3 separate regions of the Mus musculus genome follow, and regions 1 and 2 are each linked to region 3. A link is a loop called in an ENCODE intact Hi-C map of the cell type or tissue named here. Cell type or tissue: left cerebral cortex. All regions are shown on one strand. Region 1 has its middle 4.6 kb from the start of 4930430F21Rik. Region 2 has its middle 18 kb from the start of Gm26416. Region 3 holds the start of Gm41285 (a long non-coding RNA gene).

Region 1 (8,000 bases), 230 kb after region 3:
TGATAGGGAGTATAGAGGCAGCTGAAATATTAGGGCCTGTCTTGCTGTTTACTTTATTAATCAGTCTGACAAACTAGTGTGTATCTGTGGAAAGTGCTGACTACCTGTCGAGTATCCTGTGGACCACTCTGCTTTGGACTTGGCAGCTCTAGTGTGATTCGACTGTAAGAATTCTATGTCCAGTATTGCCCTCTAAATCCCATCACTTACTCTGTGACTCTGGAGAAGTTATTTGGGTATGAGTGCATGCATATGTGTGTGCATGTGTATTCATATGGAAAACTCAAGTTTATGTCAGGTATATTCCTTAATTGCTATTCATTTTTATTGAGGCAAGATCTCTCACTGAAGCTATAGCTCGCCAGTTCCAGGCAGATACAACGCCAGGACTTCTGAGCACGGTGACTACAGGCAGTTACCATGCTTGCCTGGCTTTTTTATGTGGTTCCTGAGGACTCGAACTCTGGTCCTCACATTGTGCAGTAAGTACTTTATCCACCGAGCCATTGCCCCAGCCCTCTGGACAAGCCATTTCATCTCTCCGAGCCTCTCTTTATTGCCTAGAAGATCAGAAAGAGCAAAGATATTTCTTAGGAGTTGTTCTCAAAATCCGTTTAAGAACCGCACAGCGAAGCCTCTGGTGTGGTGCTTTGCACTTGATGAATCTCATAAAAGCACAGTTTGTGTCTTGAGAGGTTTCCATTCTTCAATACATAAGGATTCATTCAGGGATGAGCTCATGACCTGACAATAGTTAGACACCCAAGTGTTCTGCTGAGGCTTCTTGGGCTTATTCTTAATGGATTCCAAGCTGGGAGCACAAACTTCTTGGAGATCTTATTACCTCTGAACTTGGAGATGAAAACCTAGACAGCTGGAGACAGAGCTGGAGGAAAACGAGCCCAGGGTGACTTTGGTCCCCGAGAGTCTGGCCAAGCCCAAAGTTTAACCATTTTTGGACTTTTCATCTACATCTGTCAATTGATTCAATTTTGTTTCTTGCAATCTGGGTTCGGGTTTTGGTTACATGCAAGACGAGAACTGTGACAGCTGCAGTGCTCCAGAGAGACGTCCTCACATCCTTATAGCTAAATTGTCATTGTGTAATGTCAACTTCCAACCTGGCAGCTCTGTTTACTTTCTTCCATGCATGGAGCCTCTGAGAGCAAAGAGTTTCCTAATTATCTGCCTCTTCTACGATCCCAGGACAGCTGTTTTTCATACTTCAAAGATGCCCTAACCTGAACTGTGTTCTGCATAGTTTTTCTTGGCAGCTATCAGCTTGGAGATGGTGCCCTAAAAACCACAGCAGCAGCATCTTTAGTGCCCTCTGTGGGTACTGAGAGCTTTATCAACAATGAATATCTAAAATGTCTTCACACCCACTCTAGCATCTGACCTGCAGGTGCCAGTCAGTGTGAAGCCCACAGTGTGGGCCAAACAGAAGCAGCATGAGCTCAGCCTCAGTGAGGATTCATGGGATATTTTCCTTCTCTTCCCAATGTCACCTCTATGCCATCACCTACTTGCTAATTAGCTTTGGAGAACTTTGCTAAAGGTTGGGTTAAGCCTGAAGGGAAATAGCACCATACTGTGGCACCTCTGGTGAACAGGGCTGTTGCAGTCACTGCAGCTGGGCCTGTGAGGAACATGAGCCTGAAGGTTGGGGGTGCTGGAGGAAGAACCCCAAGATCCAACAGGTTTCAAAGGATGCCAGTTATTTAGTGTTCTTTCCAGAGGACCCACTTACTTTCAGTGCCATACAATTGACTTGCAAAAGCAGGAACAGTCTGCATTCCAGATTCACTTTGGGTATGGAGGTTGATGGCCTTCCTTTTTGAAGATAGTTGTCATTAGCATGGATTCACATGTGTTAAATCAGAATGAAGTAAGTGAATCAGTCAATCAATCAGTCAATAAGTCAATCAGTCAGTCAATCAAGTAATCAATCAGTCAGTCAATCAACCAACCAATCAACCAACCAACCAACCAACCAACCAACCAACCAACCAACCAACCAACTAACCAATCAATCAGAGGAAAGAAGAAAGAAGAAAGAAAGGAAGAAAGAAAGAAAGAAAGAAAGAAAGAAAGAAAGAAAGAAAGAAAGGAAGAGAAAGAAAGGGAAGGGAAGGGAAGGGAAAGGGGGAGAAGGAAAAAAGAGACAGAGACAGAGAGACAGAGTAAGAAGGAGGGCATCTCTGGCACAAAGGTTTCTGTCAGAATCATAACTTGCACCAGGAACAATCAATCATATGTGCAGATGGGGAAAAGATTATGGGATCTCAATGTTATGTAAAGAACTAGAGATAACTAAGGCATGCTGAAAGGGGGAGAAATGGTTTTTCCCAACTCATGCGCATATGTATATGTATATGTGTGTTCATATGCATATATATGAATATATTCATTCATATGAAAGTATAGTCATATACATATACTCATGTGTGTATATATATTCATAAATAAACAAATACAGCTGGCTCAGTCTGTATACTATTATTTGCATGTATACTTTCAGGGTTGACCATTTGGCATTGGATAACTTATTGGGGTACTCTTCCCTGGGAAGACCGTTTCTCCCACTTTTGGCATGCCTTAGTTGTCTATAGTTCTTTGTATGGGATTGAGGTTTGCATGGTCTTGACCATATATTGATGTCATCCCTGTCCAGGTCATGTTTAGATATTTATGATGGTGAGACTTTATGAGTATGGCTTCTGACTTTTCCAAGAGACATCCACCCAGGAGACTCCCCATCCTTCTGCCCTTTACAACCTTTCTATTCACTCTTGCACAATGCTCCTCATGCCTTAGGTGCAGACACTGCATTGTAGGTATATAAGCTGGGATTAGACTCAGGAACTCTGAATTTTGATTGATTGTGGCTTTTTGTAATGATCTGTCTGTTGCAAAGAGACGTTTTCTAAATGAGGAAGGACGATTATACTTAGCTTGAGTATAAGGAGAAATATTTAGAATGTTTGTAAGGATTATGCTGGTTTAGTAGAGTGAAGGTTCTCCTCCCAGATTCATGACTTCAATCACCCGAGGCGGTTTTCCAGGACCAGGCATGATTCTCATCTCATTGAGCTAGTCTTAAGTCCAATTAGAGAGTTGTTATTTACTGCTAAGACATACACATCATTATCACATGCTAAGGGTTATCATTCCACACTGCCTATTGTTGAGGCTCATAGCATCATAACTGGATTGGACTGTTGCTTTCTTCCCTAATTTGGAAGTTTGCATAGAACCTTCTTGTACCATAAAAGATAGTTGTATGGAGAAGTCTTTAAGGGGCCTCTTCTAGTTCAGGACTCTTTAGGCTCCATGTCTGAAATGCAATAGAGTCTTCAGTAAGAGAGACTTACCTTCCATCTCAGAGAGTGTGGGGTAACCGAGGGCAATAATAATGATCTAGAATGTGTTGGGAGTATCTTGAATAACTCATACCAGTAACTCAATAGAGGGTTTCTCTTGCCTGGTGGGTTTTTTTGTTACGTGGTCTTTGGCTTTTGTATATTTATAAACAAACTTATTTGTATATATTTTTAGGTAAAGATGATCCTCTTAGGACTGCTTTCATTGTGTCCCATAGATTTTGGTATGTCACACTTTTATTTTCATTAAATTTTAAGAATTAAAAAGAATTCTTTCTGGTTTCAGAAATAAGTAGCACTAAATACCTTTGGAAAAAGTCGTAAGAAAACTTACTACTGCGAAAGATATCAATAATATATATACATACACATATATAGATAGAGTTTTTAATGCAATTACTCTATAACAAGATCACAATGCCTCTGATAGACACTACAGGCTAACAAATAAAAATCCCAGGGTAAGGAATGGGCTACCTCTTTTGGAATTGTTGACCAGTGAGGTATCATAGGCCACCAGGAAATCCAGGCTATTGCCAACAGTATTGGTTATCCTTCCGCACTGATAGATAACGATACCATATCGTTGTAGCCACCAAATACTTGATGGAATGTGTAGAAACCAAATTGGTATTAACTGTGTGTTTAATTCATACTGACTAGCTCTACAGTGCTAGAAGGTGCTATATACTGTACCACAGGAGTAACCATCAGTCATACCTAGTTGTAGACCTCTACAAGTGGTAACAATGATTGGCCTGGTAGACATTCCCTCTGGTACAATGATGAAATAATTGTTCCAGGAGTAGCTGACAACCTTCTGATTGAATTTAAGGACCACTCCTCAAGATGACACTCATACTTGACCTTGTTATTTGAGTCAAGGCAGGACATAGGCCCTAGGGCAGTGATTCTTAACCTTCCTGATGCTGAGGACCTTTAAAATATCCTCATGTTGTAGTGAGTCTCTACCATAAATTTATTTTGCTTCTATTTCATCATGGTAATTTTGCACTGTTTAAATCATACTCTAGTTATCTGAGATACAGGATATCTAATATGTGACCTCTTCGAAAATGTCTTTTGACCTCCACAAAGGAGTTGTGCCCCACAGGTTGAGAACCACTGCCCTAGGAGCTAACCTATTACAACTACTCTGATAACAGGATATATTATTAAGCCAACTTCTAATGCTCTATTGTTATAGTTTATTGCATCTCTCAACCTCTTCAGAGAAGCTTCTTGCAGTCAATAGATGATGATTAACACAGATCTACAACTTGTCATGTGTAGAGAATGGGAGGTGATGGAATACTCAGCTTTAAACGAGACACATCAATCCCTCTACTCACAAGGCTCAGAGTCATTATGGAATCGGGGCAGAAAGGTTTTAATACTCAGAGCTACTGAATGATTATAAGGACGTGGTATTTATACATCAGGGCACGTGCTCTTATGAACTCATAAGGGTTGTGAAAGCATGCACAAGTCCTGCCCAAACTCAAGCTGGATCAAATCTCAACATGTGGAAAGTCCTACCCCTAGTTGAGGAGGTATTGGTAATAACTAGGTGCTGGGAGAGAGAAAATTTTCTTTGAGCATGTGGTCCCCCTGGTAAGTTGACCGTATGGATAATAATACATCAAAGAGTATTCAGGCAGAAATATTTGACTTGATGGGTTTAACAAAAAAAATAATATAGAATTGGGTGGACCAGTAATGGGGGGGGGTATGATCAAAATGTATTGTATGAAATTCCCAAAGAACTAACAAAAAATTTTAAAGCAACAAAAATAGTCAATGGTATTATAGTAGTTCTTTCATTAATGACAGGCTACTCAGGTGGTATACACATGGTTTTGCCAGATTTGCACGTTATTTCATGAAGATCTATGTGATTGAACTATGTGGTTATTTGAACTCCATTATGAGCATAAAGATTCTTTGCAGTCATTAGGAATGGTCACTTGCTTTCCTCCTGAATGCACGAGTAGAGGAAGCTATTGTCCCAGCCAAGAACTTCTTACCTGACATTGCAGCATGGGCTCTGTCAAGAGCTAGGTGAGATGGGTGTGAAGGGTGGGAATCTGGAAACCCATGGCAACAGCAGCCAGGATGGCAGTCACCATGATGTAGGGTGCAGTGTTAACTATCTCTGTTGAGGAAGCCTGTAGAATGATCCCTAACCCTAAGGAGCTAAGGACTGATCTTGCTCCCACTGCTACATAAAGAAGCTGTGGGGCTAAGTAAAGGGTGTATCTTGGTCACACTTTTGTCTCCATATGACTTTTGTGCTTGGTAGAGCACTAATTATATACCAAGTTAAAACATCCCAATTTTATGACTAACTATGAAATTTGTTAGCTATGTAATATTGCCAAAAGCTGCATGATAATACTGAACATATTTCTCTTTTCAAAGTGAGTCTGGAGCTCCTAGGAGACACCTGATAGTAAGCAGGACAGAGAGACAAGTGTTAAAATGGTCCTCAAGCTTAAAACACAGCAGACTGGAGGTGTGTCAAACCATCACAATGAGAATTAGCGTTGCTCCATGGTTTGCAAGTTTTCCCAGTTAACCCAAAGCGGATCTCTGTCCACTTTTGGTTGTCTCTGACCAGTGTTCGTCACTCAACTTGCCTGCTTTTGCACCCACTCTCCAAGGTTCCACATGCCCTGCAAAGGCTGTTTCTCATCCATCTTCTGCCTCACTATCCTGGGCACCTGTTGGGGAGATTTCCAGTTCCCTCTTCTGAGCGTCGCTCCTCCCCTGATTTTGACAGTAGCATAATGCTCTGTGCTTTCTCCTTCAGCCTCCTTCCCTGAAGTCTGAAGCACTTCCCCAGGACTTTCACCATTCTAGGATTCTTTCTCTACATACTTGAAACAAATGTATTTTCTACTCATGTCAGTTCTTCAACTCTCTACCCTAGGGAGATGATACTCAGCTTTGTATCTTATGAGTCTCAGTTTCCAAAGGCCTTTTCAACATTCCTCTTGGATTTACCACCACCGTTGGTGATCCAAGTATTCAAAGGGAGTGAGTTACCCCTTTTTTAAGCCTAAGGATAGGTCTTATATTGCTGGGATTTTGGAAACCCAGGCACACATCCTCAGAAGGATGTCTAGGTGCCTCCGTAATTCACTTGGCAGCCACTGCTACTGATTTACATAAATCATATTTCACACGATTTCTTTTTCTTTACTGGGTATTGAACCCAGATCCTCATGTACAGTGGTTAAATGGTTTGCCACTGAACAAAATCACATTTACTTTGAAATGGGATATCACTAAATTGCTCAGGCTAGCTTTGAACTTGTCATTCTCCTTTGTCAGTTTCCCAAGTATCTGGGTTTACAGGCCTGGTGGCACCAAAGTAGGAAAGTTCTATAATGAAAGGCGCGCATCTCTACAACTTGGAGTGTTTCTGTTGTAGTTCATGTTCCAGCAAGACAGCTTGTTCTCTTCTCCTTGTAAGGTCAAGAATAGCTCTGGCCATACCTCCACTGAGTTTTACAGAATACAGGGGGATACTCTGTGTGGAGACTCTGCCCACAGAGCCTTCTCCACAGCACTACCAGTGAGATCCTGGCTTGAAGTGCACACCAGCAGAAGCTTATCTAAAACCTGAACGAATCCTTGGCAACCCAAGGTCCAGTTCTCTTAATAAGGACTTAAATACTAGTTTGTTTGTGTGGGAACTTCTGGATAAACGAGACTCAGAAACACTCAGTTTTTCAGATATAGTCAAGTATGCACTCTCAAACGTAAGCACAGTCTGGGTATAATTTGATGTCCAAACACAGACAGGAGAACTAGTTGAGTAGTTACTAGAATGGCAAGCAGAGTCTGTGAGGAGCTCGGAGACTGCACAGGTTGTTTGCCATAAAGGAAGCTGTGTAATGGCTGGTAGTTTTAGGGATTGAGGGCTTTGGAGAGCAGAGTTATAAAAATACATTTCTCCAACCAGTGATTTCTAATTTACATCATGGGATTCCTGGAAACTTGACTTACTTTCCTCTTTGGTCTTATGGAGGATACAGCATGGCTTTCTGTTGGATGGGAAAGTCAGCTGGTAATGCTCACCTTCTGTTAATAGGCTGGCCACAGACTCCTCTGCATCAGAGGTGGAAGTGTACTGGCCATAGTGTCCCTACTGGTCTGAGGGAGTATTGATAAAACAGTGGCCATTTAGGCAAGGGTTGGGCTATCTTCCTGTACCCATGTGACAGCACCTAATTTCTTCAGACAGGAATGTTTCCTCCAGAGGCAGAATTCTCAGGAACAAGGGGAACAGCACCACAGGCTCAAAGGGGAGCCGAGGGAAGAGAAACAAGACATAAAATACACAAAGCTTTATGGGACTGTTTGTTTTGCTTCGGAATTCAAACTCTGCCTTTCCATTTTAAAAATAGCACTTCTATTACGAAAGGGGTTGTAATTGGTCAGACTTCACCTAGATTGCCATCATTGTCACGTGTTACTCTTATAACTGTGATTTTTTTATTGCTAAACCATGATTGTCATATAAGGGTCAAAGCACTAACATTACAATTGATCCAGTATTGAAAGATCTTACTTCATAGGCTAAGATTAACCCCAATGCCAAGTGCTACT
Region 2 (8,000 bases), 89 kb after region 3:
ATGTGGTTGCTGGGATATGAACTCAGGACCTTCGGAAGGGCAGTCAGCGCTCTTACCCGCTGAGCCATCTCACCAGCCCGTGGCTTCTCTTTCTATCCCTTCAGTTCTGTTACCTACTCTATTCAGTTATTTCTGCCTATAGGTGACAAATGCTTATATTTTTGTGTTTAGAAGAATATAAGTGAATTCTCCATATTTCCTTCCTCATGCCCCCCCCTCTTCTTTAGTCCAATCTACTCACCAATCTCTCCTTCCTTCCTCTTCATACTTGATCACAGAAATCATCTCATAATGCACATATACTTGTCATTCTACAGAGCTGCATCGTACCTTAGCACCATGTGGTACTGTGATTCCCGGATGACTTACTGAGAATTTGGTTCTTATGCAACTGGGTTGTTCTAAGCTCTGTGCATCAAACCAAAGATGTTGCAATGAATAGCTGTTGGAACTTTTATTTTCAAAATCTTGTCAGTATCCCATTGGGTTAGATCCTGAAAGTGGGCTAACGGTACTTACCTTGTCAGTTTGGTTTTCATTAGAGATTGCAAAGGGCTGATGTTTTAAACTCAATTTATCTTTATTCATGAACTGGAGAAGGTTCCGTTGATCACATCTCTGAGTGCACCCAACGACAGGCGTTTAAGAAAGTCAGGGTGCTGGGTGAGTTTTTCCCCCTTGTTGACATTTGCTACAATGATTGGCTCTCAAGCACTCAGCACAGATGACCAAGGAAGCTTTTCTGTCTGAGTTGTTATAAGCATATGCATTTAACATCTGATACATTTCCATCCGATGGGATATTGGGGCAATTTTAATTGGCACTTGTCTTGTTATAGCAAAGCAGAGCATCTTGTTGTCTGTCAGTGAGTCAGCTGTCTTCACTTCTCCACAAATGTCCTGCTGATATTTCCACGGTTGACTGCTGGTGTTGGCATTGGTCTTTTCTTTCTTTATTAGAACTACAAATTAAGTTCATTGCTCTTTGTATTTTTCTTAGTGTATTGACTATCACTTTAACTTTATTCACATGTTTTTTTTTTTTATTTAGCCATAAAGAAAGAACAATGTTGGGGAAAATATGATCACAATATTATAACTGTCAAATATGTGTGTGAAATAAAAAGATGTTTAAAGATAATTAAATAAATTAATTTTCTATGATTTTTAATTAGTTTTTTTTTGAGATTTTGTACAATGTGCTTTGCTCATACATACTCTCCTCTATCTCTGCCCAGTCCCTACCCACCCAACTCTGTAGACGCTTTTTTTTTTTTAACCCATAAAATCCAATTGTGTTGCACGTGTACTTTTGGGGGTGTGGCCTTCACTGGAGCATGATGGGAGTACAGAATCAATACTCTGATGCTCATGAGAAAGTGGGGTCTTCCTCCCCCTGCAGATATGTTCTTTATCTCCTCTAGGTTCCAGATCATAATCAGGGAAATCGTTTTTATTCTCAAGTTAAAGAGAAATCTATCTTCTTTTTCTTTTACTATATATTTTTGTTTACACTTAAATACTTATATCATTGGACATTTATCCAAAGTAAATATTCAACTTCTCCCCCCACCCCAATGTCACCTGTGAGAAAGATAGTCTCTGCTGGTCTATGCTCAGTGAGGTGTCATTTTTTATATTATGTGGTAAGTTTTTAGTCATGTGAGTCTGTCTCTGGATTCTCTCTTCTACGCTGAGTCTGTCTGTCTGTCTGAATGACAGAGGTTCGCTCTGTGCTTTAGGACCTGAGCTGTCTGGCTGCCCTCAGCTCTTGCCATTGCTCTTCGTTCTCAATGCCAGGCTTGCTCATCATTTCAGATGAACTGTATAATCAGACTCCCTGGCCTGTGGTGGTGCAGTTTTCAAAAACATCTTCTACAGTCTAAAAGACTGGAACTTTCTTGGGACCTCACAGCCAGGGTTAACAACACACTTTGAGGTCACTTAAGACTTAAGCCCGCTGTCCTATTGTGTGCTCTGCCTGCTTATTTAACCTGCCTTTAAGGGAACAATGATACGATCAGCCTTACTTGCCTTAGATTTCACTCATAACCAACTTTTACAACCCAAGCCACTGAACAGTTGTAATCTTAACTTATGTGCTCTTCCATGCCCCGATCCAAGTGTATGTGTGTACATATGTGTGTTATGAAAACCGTTTGCTGGCCTTATAAAATGAATATTCACCATAAACACAGAAAGCAGTACTCATATTACTTGATAGATAAGAATGTGCTCTCACATGTGTGTGTGTGAGAGAGGGGGGGAGAAAGAGGGAGAGAGAGAGAGAGAGAGAGAGAGAGAGAGAGAGAGAGAGAGAGAGAGAGAGAGAAGCAGAGATCTGGGTCATTTGGGATCAGGGATGTCAGTTTTTGTAAAAATCTGTCAAGATTTTTGTAAAATATCCCCACTCCCTTCCCCATGTGATGCTTCCTCTGCTGCTCAACAAGTGAGAGAGGAAAACCCCTTTGTTAGGGACAGACACCCAGGGACAGATACACACACACAGACAAGGACAGACAGACTCACAAGACAATATTCAGGCAGGCACAGATTCAGATTCATGTGGCAGTCAGGCAGGGTGATGACACATGGGAGAGTGAAGTAGAAAAGTCAAATCTAGGATACTCTTCCATAATGTGGCACCGATACAGTATTGGGACTCGAGGTTATTATTGATGAACTCAAGCTGACTGCACCGGTGCACATAAGATCCCTGGTAACTTAAGACAGGAATCACGTTAGACTTACATATTGACTGAGAATGATTTTTTTACTTATGCAATGTTCCTATGGAAGAACAGGGGTGTCTTTGCATTTGTGCAAGTGTACGTCTGTGGTTTGCTGGATGTTTACTGGTTTGCTTCATGTAGCCTCATCCTCCTTAGTTCGAGTTAGAAACTTTTTGTATTGTTTTTCCTTGTCATAAGTGTGGCCTTCAAAGCCAGCAGTGTAGGCACGCATCCGCAGTTTCAGCATAAGGGAGGTGGGGTGTCAACTCCCTTTCATAATTACGCTTCCCAGCTTCTTAGTCCACTGAAAGGTGATGAAGCAAGTGGAAACTAAGAAACAGAGAACAAGGCAGTCAGTGACCCAAAGTGATGTCATGTGCACCGGCATGAGACACATCAGGCTCAGGGAGGTAAGTGGCGGATTATGTGAAAACTTTCAAGTTCTTGTTTGGTTCTGTTGGCCAAGAGCTCACTCATTGTTGATCCAGGTGGGCCTTGAACTCATGGTGCTCCGTCTCCCAAGTACTGAGATTACAGGCCCATGACCCTGCAGCCAACTTTTCAGTTCCTGGTATAGCATTGGCTTTGACTTGCCAGGAGATAGGAAGCCATCTTAGAGCAGGGGCACAAGAGTCCCCAGAGTCATTAGCGTAGGTTCATGGAAACAGAAGGTGACTGAGCCAGAACTTGAACCCAGTCCTTATCTGAAGTCCGTGTCCCATCTGCTGCACGCATTTCTTTCCTAATGTATTAAGTACAAACACTTAATTTCATATACCACTTATGTTTGTTTTATGCCCACCTTCCTTTTTTCCCCCTCTCATTCCAAAAGTAAATATGTATCACTGCCGTGTGTGTGTGTGTGTGTGTGTGTGTGTGTGTGTGTGTGTGTGTGTGTTGCTGTGTGTGTTTGTGTGCCTATAAATTGTACCTTGGACAATAAAGGAAGTGGACAACCATCTCCCCAGTCTCAGGAAATTTATAGTCTGCCTGTAAAGAGAAGACAGGAGTTGTATTGAAATTATTTATATTCAACGATTTTCACTTTGGGGGGATTCTTGCTTGTCTCATTTAATTACCTCAAACAAAATTGCCGCTTCTTTTTTTTTTTTTTTTCCTTCAAGAATCTTCCCAACTGAGAAGTGGAAGCAGTCAAAGAAACGTGGGATTTCCTTTTCGATTTTATGGCTTTTGCTTTCCAGCCTGGCTGTTCAGTTAGCACAGTAAAAGGCAACTCCCTGCACGCCCCTAAGCCTTGCAAACCCCACCTGTGATCGGAAAATCCAGCTGTGCGCTTTCTATTTCTCGCCTCATTGCCAGGAATAAGGATTCAGCAATCCTGGCTTTAGTGACAGAGCTGCCTGTAACACCTGCGGCAAGGCACAGACCAGCTCAGCAGTTCTTGCGGGCAAGCAGAGCAGAGCAGAGCAGAGCAGAGCAGAGCAGAGCAGAGCAGAGCAGAGCAGAGCAGAGCAGAGCAGAGCAGAGCAGAGCAGAGCAGAGCAGAGCAGAGCAGAGCAGAGCAGAGCAGAGCAGAGCAGAGCAGAGCAGAGCAGAGCAGAGCAGAGCAGAGCAGAGCAGAGCAGAGCAGAGCAGAGCAGAGCAGAGCAGAGCAGAGCAGAGCAGAGCAGAGCAGAGCAGAGCAGAGCAGAGCAGAGCAGAGCAGAGCAGAGCAGAGCAGAGCAGAGCAGAGCAGAGCAGAGCAGAGCAGAGCAGAGCAGAGCAGAGCAGAGCAGAGCAGAGCAGAGCAGAGCAGAGCAGAGCAGAGCAGAGCAGAGCAGAGCAGAGCAGAGCAGAGCAGAGCAGAGCAGAGCAGAGCAGAGCAGAGCAGAGCAGAGCAGAGCAGAGCAGAGCAGAGCAGAGCAGAGCAGAGCAGAGCAGAGCAGAGCAGAGCAGAGCAGAGCAGAGCAGAGCAGAGCAGAGCAGAGCAGAGCAGAGCAGAGCAGAGCAGAGCAGAGCAGAGCAGAGCAGAGCAGAGCAGAGCAGAGCAGAGCAGAGCAGAGCAGAGCAGAGCAGAGCAGAGCAGAGCAGAGCAGAGCAGAGCAGAGCAGAGCAGAGCAGAGCAGAGCAGAGCAGAGCAGAGCAGAGCAGAGCAGAGCAGAGCAGAGCAGAGCAGAGCAGAGCAGAGCAGAGCAGAGCAGAGCAGAGCAGAGCAGAGCAGAGCAGAGCAGAGCAGAGCAGAGCAGAGCAGAGCAGAGCAGAGCAGAGCAGAGCAGAGCAGAGCAGAGCAGAGCAGAGCAGAGCAGAGCAGAGCAGAGCAGAGCAGAGCAGAGCAGAGCAGAGCAGAGCAGAGCAGAGCAGAGCAGAGCAGAGCAGAGCAGAGCAGAGCAGAGCAGAGCAGAACATTAGTCAGGAAGAGGAGATGTGATGCACTGGACACCTCCCACTCACTCACTCGAAGCTTCAGGTGCCCTGGCTCCGCTCCTTAAAGTCATAATATATATCCCACACCTTGATGTGGAGACGTGACACATCCAATGGAGAACACAGTCTAAAAGACTCTGCTGTATCCCCGTGGCCACTGTTTGAGTTACTCAGGACTCAGACCTGACAGTGTGGCCCCTGGCTTTTCTGCAGGAGTCCTGGAAAGCACCTCTAACAGGAGAACAAACGCTGGGTACTGATTCCGGACACATGGGCTTGAGGTTGACCTTGGTCATTATCTCTCCACTGGTTGTCACTCTCCAAGAATTGAATGGTGAAGTGACCTAGCCTTGTAAGACATTGTGGGCTTTTTTTGGGGGGGGGTCTTGCAGAAGGTCATATATAGATGACTTTTATAATTTTTAAAATCCTTGTTAGGAAGTTCATTCCAATTCTGATTGGTTTGCTTCCATGGTCTATGTCAAACTCGGTCTCTCAAGCCACAGACCACAGTGTCCCACCTGTGACCCTCCCAGAAATAGAGGAATTTCACTTTAGCTAGTATGTTCCCACGTTCAGTCTTCCCCTACACCCTTTCTCTTTTCTTCTTCCTCCTCCTCCTCTTCTCCCTCTTCCTCCTTCTTCATGGATAGGGTCTTTCTATGTAGACCAGATTGGCTTTGAACTTATGATCTTCTTGCCTCTCTCTGCCTCTGTGTTCTGGGGTTAAAGGTGTTTGCTGCTATTCTGGTCAGATAAACATTATCAAACAGCTACTCCATAGTTTAGGAATGTTGTCCTTTGCTTAACAAAGTAAGTTAGACTCTCACTCTATGGTATGAGTAAACGTTTCAGTCGTTCACTCACTCACTCCATTCATCCATCCAGCCACCAACCCCCTTCATTCATTACATAAATATAAGAGCTTCTACAAGGCACCCTGAGACCCAGCACCCCTACTGCTGCGGTTTGAGGCTAGTGGTTCAGGGACTGCCATCTTTTTGCCTATTACTTCCCTGTCTCAGCGTCTCTGCTGTGATGCTCCTACAAGAGTCTTTTAAGAACTATAGCTTACTTTTCTCGTAAAGTTTTTATACCTTAGAAATCGATGCAATTCAGCATTAGATGTTGTGTTAATTAGGAAGTCTTTGGCATCTGTATGCAAAATCCTTTCCAGGAAAGGTCAACTTCCCCATCCAAGATACAACAAAGATAGAAATAAAATTATTTTAAATTTCTTCTTTCTTTTCATCTTTCCTTTTTTTTATTTCTTCATTTCCCCCTTATTCTAGATTTTTTTCACTTATTGTGATAATTTCTAGTTCTGCTCATGTTTCTTGCTATTGGTGATTCCCTCTTCGGTTGTTGAACATCGGTTTAAAACAGCCTTCTTAACACGCTACGTTTTGGGAACTGTTATCCTTTGCTTAACAATGCAGGTTCTCACGGTATTGAATGTACACTCCACTGTGTGTACACACCACACTTGCTTTCCTCACAGACCGTTGGTGACCCCTGGGACTGCTCTGTGGTAAACATTTCGAGGCTTTGACACAAATGTCACAGATACAGTGCTGATAAGTTCATTGGATGGTGAGTGATCCAACAGTGACCTGATCCCTGAGTTTCCTGAGTACTCACCTATTGTATGGCAGCAAGTCAGGGCAGAGCCCAGCTTGTTCCCCTGCCAGTGCTAGTTCCCTTTCTTTCTAGGCACAACCCAGGCATGACAGGCAGGCTTTTTACCCCCTAATCTCACCTGGCTCTTGGGTCCCATAGTAGTATTTCCTTGAAAACAAAACTTTTGTGTTGGTCCAGTGGAAAAGACATGCAGTTGCTCTATCGGGAGCCCAGGTGGAAGCAGCCGCAGCAGACGTTTGTACACATTAGAGTCTAAGAAAGTGCTCTCAATCCTTGAAGAAAACCATTACTTGGCTCACTGCAAGCTAATTGCATTTGTTCAGTCAGTGTGAAAATGAATGCAGACGGGATGAGCTATGAAACACCCTACTGTTAAATCACAGAATCAAGCCACTTGTTCAGGAGACTTGGCCTAGGATGCGACTTTCACCAAGAAGTGGGAAATTGCTTGGTAAATTTCACTTTTATGCTTAAGTAACTCTTTTAATTAATTTCTATTGACCTGCTCCTCCTCCAGCATAACAGGTGTGCAGAGCTAAAGGTAGGCTGTGGGGGTGGGAAGATGCTCCTTCCCTTTGCCCTGCACAGAGCTGCCAGGTGCTAGACCCTGAGGCTTTGAGGGCCAGCCTCAGTGGACACAGCTCAGTAGCTCCTTACCTCCAGCTCTTGTGATAAAAGCTTACTTTGGGGATTAGAGGCCATGTTGAGACTTAGAAATCACAGAGAATCAAGTTTTAATGGGAAAAAGTACACGACATTAGGGTACTGAATTTAAAGGGCAATACCGGAGTCAAGGCTCTGGTATTATCTCTCCCATCACAGGCGCCATCCCATCTTTGCTCTGATTGGCTGATTCCTTAAGTTAGTCAGCTCTTCCTTAGTAAAGAAACAGAGAGGTACCCTGTCATCCATTTACATGTGGAAGAAATTGGGGGTTGATCCCTGAGTTTTCAGAAAGGTTTTAAGGCACCTGGTGAGTAAATATAACATCCCCTGGAGTTTGAAGAAAAACGTCTCCATAATAAAGGTCTATATTGTTGTTTCATGTTCAATACTGCAGAGAAATACTTAAGATTATGAAATAGTTATTAGATACTTAATAGAATGAGCAATTTATTTTGCAAGTCATAGTACACTCTAGCACTTTAAGTGGTCTGGTTTTAGATATGTCACTAGACCACGATTTGTATTTAAAAAAATTAGTATCATGTATGGTCTTCCCAGTTAATTAGGCAGGACACAGATAACAAGGTCTTTTAATTA
Region 3 (8,000 bases):
ACAGGGACGGCTGAGGGGGGCACAATGGTCACAGGCTCTGAGGACCCAAGGACAGGAGGCCCAAGGACAACATTGTCCTTGACGGTTGAATCTTTTTTTTTTAATATCAGGTTTATTTATTTATATGAGTACACTGCAGCTGTCCTCAGACACACCAGAAGAGGGCATCAGACATCATTACAGATAGTTGTGAGCCACCATGTGGTTGCTGGGAGCTGAACTCAGAACCTCTGGAAGAGCAGCCAGTGCTCTTAACCTCTGAGCCATCTCTTCAGCCTGATAGCGGAATCCTATAAATGCATCTGCCATTGGCCACGCCACTGCCCTATCTCAGGATATTCACAGGGACAGTGCCCTGTACCATGTAGCTCCTTATGTTGGGGGTAGGGAAGGGCACTTCTGGAACACTGTGAGTGAAACTGACTAGAGGCAGGAGGAACAGAGGACAATGCTCCTCACAGTCTTGGCCTCAGTGGGGTACTAATATCCCGGAGACCCTGTGGGAAGGAATTTGAGAAGGAGTAAACATTGCCAACTGGAGAGGGAAATAGTAAATTTTTATATTGGATTAACATATTAAATATAATTAAATATTAAATATTAAAAATTAGTAAATACTCAAAACATGAAGTAAATAGTTCAAATATTATCTTTTCAAATACATTTTGACCATACGTCTCTTTTTAAAACAATTTATTTCATATATGTGAGTACACAGTTGTTGTCTTCAGACACACCAGAAGAGGGCATCGGATTCCATTACAGATGGCTGTGAGCCAATGTGGTTGCTGGGAATTGAACTCAGGACATTTGGAAGATCTATCAGTGCTTTTAACCACTGAGCCATCTCTCCAGGCCAATCAGATGTCTTAAAATGTGCAGTCTGGCCAGAGACCGTGGTGCCCTGCGGCCCTAGCACTAGGGGAACTGAAGCACAAGCGTTGGAAGCTGGAGTTCAGAGGCAGCCTGGGTCACACTGTACATCCCAGGCCAACCCGGTCCCAGGCAACCCTGTCTGAAAAACGAAACCAAACACACACACTCTTGCACTTAATGTCCACGTCATATGCCTAGTGATGAACTCACATCAAGATACTTCTACTTCCCCGTGCCACCATGGTCTCTAGGAGCCACCAGGCTCTAGGTTCACAGTAATCCTGTCACAATGACCGAGGAGACGTCTGTGGCCACACCAGCCCTGCTCTGGCTATGAAGCCACAGCGGGACTCCATTTGTTCTGGTGGAGATGGTATTTGTGACTTTGCCAAGTGGTTGGTGTGACCCAAGGTCTGTAGTGGCAGTCAAAGGAATTCGGAATGGGAAGCTTGGAACTTCCATTGTGAGCAAGAAGTTCAGCTGATTCTGACCCAGCAGCAGGGACAGTACACAGCCACCATCTAACCAATGAGCATCCTGACTGCCTTGGGGGATAAAGGACGGCCATTCCTAAGACCTCAGCTGCATCTGATGCTGATCCAAAAGAAATCAGCAAGCCAAGCGTTGTGGTGCGCACCTGAAATCCCAGCATTTGGGAGGTGGAGGAAAGGTCAGGCTGGAATCCTGAAACTGCCTTAAAAAAAACCTAAACTTAGAACAAAACCAAAATTAACACAAGTGTGTTCAGAGTCCTGCTGTCTGTGCAGGTCTTCTGGGAGGGAATGGGGGAGGCTGGGTGGGCTTGCTTTTCAGCAAAGGTCTTCTAAAAGCTGAGTTTCAGACCTTCTAAGGTGACTTTGAAACTGTAGCTAGTTCAGCAGTTAATAGAATTTACCCTCTGCCTATTTCTGAAGCACCCAGGTCAGTGAGGTTCAGAACACGCACGTGTTGTGCTAGCATCCTCATCTCCCCAGAGGCCCTGTCTCCTTCAGAGTATGCTGCCTCTCCACACTGCCTGGTGATGCCACCTATGGCACGGGGCTCATCCTAGGCAGGGTCTGTTGACTGCCAACTTCTATCAAGCTTGGCCAAAAGACCTCCCAAGCTCACACTGACCTTTCTGAAGACCATCAACCACACCCTCAATTTCTGAGTAACTGTCTCTTACATTTATAAAGTAACTCTTAAGACTTGCAGACAGGATACCTTAAATGAAAAGTTCACAACCAAGGGACTCTGTGGCATGGTATAGAGCACGGTTGAGAACCCTGTGGCACCGTGCTTTGACTCCTGTAAGTCTGAGGTTCTACAGACACGGGAACTACTCTGGGGCTTCCTTTCCCCTGACAGAAGTCCTCCTGACAGATATGGTTCGGAAGGCTCACCATTATTCTGTCAGGAAACAACCGTCACTCCTGCCCTTCCTTGGCCTCCAGATCTCCAATCTTTAAAAATCACTTATTAAAGATTTCAAGGCCAGGAGGAGGTAGTTTCCATCAGCGCCTAGAGTGCTTCCTAGCCACTGCTGGCTCCTGCTTTGTCCCATCCGGCCTGGAGTAGCTGCTCCGTGTCCTCAGGTCGCTAAGGTTTCCTGGTCAAGGACCACGTCAAACTTTCAACAGGGTCAACTGAGCCACAAGTTCGTCCTCTGTGACTCCCTACAATTTCTTGTTGAACACTTAACGTTTTATCCTGCAGGTACCCTGAAATAGCAGAAGGCAGGATAAAACACCCACAATGCCTAGGGGCTCAGTGACCTTAGGATATGCTGACATAATTGAGGCTTATATCACATACTCCTAACTCCCCTGAATCCTAGGTTAGCAATTTGTGAAATAAGTTTCAATATTTTACTCAATTATACACAAAATGCAACTATCCCAACATGTCATGAATATTAAAATCTACTGTTGACTTGATGTAATTTTTGCATGGTTTTAAGACTTCATAAGCTTCCTTGTTAGTAATAATCTCTCTGAGAAGCTAAAGTGACAAGCTCTCTCCACCGAGAGGGTCAGACAGGATTCTGATAGTGACTGTCCTAACTTCCTGCCCTATGGAGTAAGGTACACGGAGCCCGGTGATGCTCTTTGGGCAGTGCAGATTTTCCCCAGGTGACAGATTCAGGTCTTAAATCAAAACAGATGTCATCACAGACCCACAGACTGCACTTGAAGGGGAGCTCTCCAGGCCTCGCTCTACTTGTCTGTCTGTCTGTCTGACCTGGTCTAACAGTTGCTACTTCAGGTCTTAGCTCACTGAAGTCAAGATGCAAATGAAAGTGACATGGTGCCCAAGGGCAGTGGAAAGACGTAGTTGGGCCCTAGCTCTGGCCTCTCTGGGTGCAGGGGGTACCAGCCTGGCTCCGGGGAACGTAGGGGGTTGTCAGCGATGGGCTACCAGCTCTGCCACCCAAGCAGGAGACAGAGCCCGAGGGACTGTTGCTGGGATGGGACAGGCCAGCTGCATGGAGTGACGCCCAGAAAAGGCTCCAGGACAAGCTGGGAGGAGCCATCCCGGTATGGAGGTACACGGGCATTCGGAACAGGACTTCCCCCTAGAATTTGAAGTTGCCTGGTGACTCGGGCAGAGGATCAGAGTCTTGATGTCAATTTCTAGGAAGAGGCTTAGCAGCTGAGTGAGCAGGTGTTTTCCCTGAGAGCAAGCCTGCAGCCGAGACCTCCTTTACCGGAAGCACATTTAGAAGGAGTGCCAGGCTGCCCCAACACCAGGAGGCTGGCCGTGAGCATCCAGGCAAATGACGAGAAGTCGGCACAGTCGGTCCCACCAGTGAGCACTGCTAGTGCATGCCTTACTGCTTCCTGACTGGTGGGGATCACACCGACTGGGGAGGACATCGTGGTCCTTCAGACGGGACTGCCAAATCATGTCCTCACCTCAGATGAAATCGACTGCGCCTTCCCACATGGCAGGCAAAGCTGATGGGAACAGCTCTTACCTGTGAGGGGCCCAAGTGCAGGGAGGGCTCTGTGGCCCCAGGCAGGGGTTAGTATGATGCTAAGGGCCTGGGGGGGGGGCACAGCTGTACTGTATGCTGGGGACTGTGTGTGTGTGTGCGTATGTGTGCACTTGTGTTGGGGCGGGACAGTGCTAATCCAGGATGTCACAGTTGAGCTCTGTAAGTATGCACATCTGTGACTGATCCGAGGACTCCACGCTGAGGTCAGGGCTCAGTGGTGGGAAGAAGCAGCTTTGTTAGGACAGACAGAAAGAGGCGAGCAGGTGACCTGGGAGGGGTCCGCTCTTCTTGGATGCCCTCTGCATGGACACAGAGTTAGGACAACTTGGAAGCAGGTCCCTGAACTTTAGTTCAGCTTAGTTTTGAACCTGTGGCCTCGTGTGCTCCCAGAGTTCCCCCCGGGGTGTTTCCTGAAGCATCTCGAAGCAAACAGATGGAAGACGAGTCCTTCCCTGCCTCTCTCCATCCTTTTCATAGCTTCCTGGCCTGGTCTTCTATTATTGGGGTTATTAATTTCACAGGCGCCTGAACAGTCATTAGCATGGCTGGTGAGAGGTGGCTGCTGCCTCACTCCGCTGCACCCAGACAGGGCTTTGTGAAGGCAGTCTTCACATCTGCCTGCTAAGGCGGCTTCCCTGCCTGCTGCCTGCCTGATGTCCCCACCAGATGGTGCTGCTGGTCCTCTCAGAACTGGTGAAGGCTGTGGCCAGGCACAGCATCTGGAAACCCAGTGTTCTCTGTGGCCAGTGGGTGGCTTCTGAGGCGTCAAAGCCTGTCTGGTGAGAACTCCACCTGGGTACTTTCAGTGTGACTATCCTGATAGAAGGACCCAAGCCCTCTCTGCCTTAGGCACATGCATTTTCCGTGCTTTTCACGAGCAGGTGCTAGGCTAGCACATACACGTGGCTCATGTTCAGTCTGGTCTAACTGCAGGGGCTTGCAGTGAGGAGTTTTGTCATTGGAATTCGTCCTAAGTGCCCGTTCCCTCCTGTAGGACTCCCAGATTCAGGGCCAGCTTGTTTTCCCAAGGGTTCAGAGGTGGCCAGGACAAGGGTCACATGTGATACTGCAACTCCCGCTTGTTGCTCTAATGTGCTCTTCTTTAGTTGCTTGGCTCACTGGATCTCGAGGGTCTAGCCTAGTCTAATTGCTCTACACAGGGAAGCTAAACCTCCCAGGGCTTTGTATGGGGCTCCCCTGGCTTCTAGTTGGTGCCTTACCATACTCAGGACGCTACCAGCTGCTTCAGGAGGGGTGTGGCCTTCACCTTGCCTGTGGACAGTTCCAGAAAGTTGCTCTTGGGCTAAGTAAGCTCTTTACAGTCAGAAACCTGCACCCCTTCTCTTCCTCCTCCTTCCTTTCATAGAAGACGAACATCAATGCTAGCCCATGACTAATCTGTCCTCACTGTAGTGGTTTGTATAGGCTCAGCCTAGGGGGTGGCACTATTAGAAGATGATGTGGCCCTGTTGGAGTAGGTGTGTCACTGTGGGTGTGGTCTTTAAGACCCTCATCCTAGCTGCCTGGAAGCCAGTTTTCTGCTAGCAGCCTTCAGATGAAGATGTAGAACTCTCAGCTCCTCCTGCACCATGCCTGCCTGGATGCTGCCATGTCTCTGCCTTGATGATAACGGACTGAACCTCTGAACCTGTAAGCCAGCCCCAATTAAATGTTGTCCTTATAAGAGTTGCCTTGGTCATGGTGTCTGTTCACAGCAGTAAAACCCTAACAAGACACTCACAGACTCTGTATGCAGTAGTGATCTTGGTGGCCAAGAGTCACACTACCTTCACCACAGAGGAGAGACCCCTGGGCATGTGAGCCCAGCGCTGCTTTTCCTACAGTCTTTAACCACTCAGAAGCACAGAACGCAGTGTGTGACTGGGCACCAGGGGGCATGGGTTATGAAGACAGAGGTTCTGGGTTCAGATGGGGAACCTCTTGGCCTTATTATCCGTCTGTATAACGGGAACGAGATCCATCTCGTGCAATAGCTGCAAGTCTTTTAAATGAACAAACCTATGGCCATATGTAGCACACGCCTGTTCACAACCTCACATGTGGTGGCAACAATGGAATTAATTTTGTTTCCTGAACTGTGACGCAAGAATTTCTCCTGGGGGCTGGAGGGATGGCTCAATGGTTAAGAGAATGAAAAGTTTGGTTCTCAGCACCTACACTGGGTGGCTCACAGCCATCCGTAGTCCCAGATTCAGAGGACTCAATGCCTCTGGTCTCTGGGTGGGGGTGGGGGTGGGGTGGGGAGTGGGGTGGGACTGCATTTGTGTGCACACACCCACACGCATAAGAAAAGTCAATCTGTAAAAAGAGGAGTTTGTCCCTCGTTCCTTCCTTTTCCATCTTCCTCCTTCATTTTTTTCTTGACTAGAGAATTTCTGGGCTTCTCTGCGCTCATCTGAGGAGTGTCAGGATGTCCACGGGTCCTCACTCTTCACCCTAAGCATCACTGGTACCCAAGGACTGGCAGGAATCAGGAGGAGAAAGGCTCCTCTGAGCTCTGAATGGGAAGGCCCATCTGCCTGTTACCCGCACTACTCCTAACAGGACAAGATGCCTTCCTCTGTTGGTGTTCCAGGGAAGACAACTTTTAGGAAGATTGTGGACCAACACCAAAGGTAGGAACACGTTTAAAAATAAGCCGTAGGGCAGGGGCCCTCCTTTTGAGCCCCAGAGCCCTGTGGTGAAGGGTTTTGGTTGGCGGGAGGCAGCCCCTGTACTCGCTGAGTCGGGAGTTGGACCTGTCTGCAGTGAGGTCTGGAGAGCCTCCTAGCACTGGGTCGGAACCGCCTGCGTGGTGTTACCCGAGCGGCCTGAGAATAATCTGTGTGATCAACAGCCTGTGGGTAAAACCATCCGTGCATTAAAAGCTTTACAAGTTACCTGATTTCACTAAGTAACACACTTAAAGCTATCCCATCTTTGATTCTGAAAGCACGGATGTTTTTAGGCGCATTCTTTTGAATTTCAATTATAAGGAAGTACCAGGGAACAGTCAATGGTGATTAGGCAGGCGCTGAAAACACGAGTATTAATCGTTATATCTGGAAATAAAATTCAGGCTCAAGGGTCACGCTTTACAGCAGATGGTTTCTGGGGGGCGGGGGTGTCCACAGTTCAAAGGACAAAGTATGTAGCTTCGGATTGAACTGAACCATGGCTCCTAAAAGTAGAAGGACCTGACAAGTCCTAATAGAGTCTCCACCAGAAAGGACAAGATGGTCAGACCCAGGCAGCCTCCCCCATCTGCAGCTGCTTCCATCTCCAGATCAAAGGTCTTCAGGAGTCAGAACCCAGCAATGAGTGGAAAACAATGACCGTTTTGCCTCCTCGGGGCTCCTTCTGCCAAGGAAGCTATGCATCTAGGAAGAATCAAACCACGGCCAAGAGTTTAACACAGCTGGATCAAGGTCTGGCACACAGAGTTCACACCCAGTATGAGGTCTTTCTGACCTCTTCATTGCTGGTTCCACAGGATTATATATCTGTATCCCCTTCATCACAAATGGTGGAGAGGGATTTGGAGAGCTGAGAGCATCAATCACCTCCCGCTTCTAAGGTGACAGATCAGATGCCATCCTGGTTTGGAGATATGCAAACTCAACGGCTGCCTGTGTGGAGATGGAACTTAGGAGCCTCTTTAGATCACACCACGCTCTTGGGCCTTTTCCAGAGTTAGTAGAAAAGAACAAAGTAATAAACAAAAACAAAAACAAAACAAACAAAACAAAACCCCAACACATCACCAATTTTGCTCCCTTTAAAAAACAAAAGAGGGCAGTTTTCATCTCACAAGGTGACCTGCTATTATCACGTCTACAGCAGGCTGTGTGGTGGCCAGGCATGGAGTAAGCAGGGCAGGCTGGGTACAGACTGGAATCAAAGCCCCTCGGTCTGCTTCTACGTGCACTTGGCGCCTCGGGCAGAGCTGCCACCCTCTTCCCTGATGCGGACCGGACATGATGCTCATTGATCTTGGCTCATTTTGGGTTTATCAATATGCAGGGCCTTAAAGCTGGCTTCTACGATCATAATCTAGGAAGTGTTTGTGCTACCTCTGGAGTGCTTCCTGCTCAGTATCTGGAGAGATGGAGGATGTCATCTCTCTCCTCTGTCCTAGCAGGAA

Evidence for each region. Hi-C counts contacts between places; a loop is a spot of excess contacts. Peaks named below come from ENCODE experiments on the same cell type or tissue, not always from the same donor. Only the 100,000 strongest peaks of a DNase experiment are listed, where the experiment ranks them.
Region 1: it touches region 3 in a loop (2.3-fold over the local background); 2 of 42 quality-filtered maps call a loop at or near these places.
Region 2: a loop joins it to region 3, with 2.2 times the contacts of the local background. A loop is called at or near these places in 3 of 42 quality-filtered maps.

The regions. Positions count from the first base shown.
Region 1 is chr15:31,030,565-31,038,564 of GRCm38, reverse strand. No RefSeq gene overlaps it. Among named protein-coding and RNA genes, the nearest start is that of 4930430F21Rik, 4.6 kb to the left of the region's middle. In left cerebral cortex, no CTCF peak of the experiment used is centred here; no DNase peak of the experiment used is centred here.
Region 2 is chr15:31,172,831-31,180,830 of GRCm38, reverse strand. No RefSeq gene overlaps it. Among named protein-coding and RNA genes, the nearest start is that of Gm26416, 18 kb to the left of the region's middle. In left cerebral cortex, no CTCF peak of the experiment used is centred here; a DNase peak (open chromatin) is centred at 4,083.
Region 3 is chr15:31,261,577-31,269,576 of GRCm38, reverse strand. The region is part of intron 2 of Dap (death-associated protein); the gene reads right to left. It overlaps Gm41285 (a long non-coding RNA gene), which reads left to right and starts at 6,125. Exons shown (of 2, transcript XR_875099.2): 1 at 6,125-6,492. In left cerebral cortex, a CTCF peak has its summit at 4,521 (motif pointing right); a DNase peak (open chromatin) is centred at 4,524.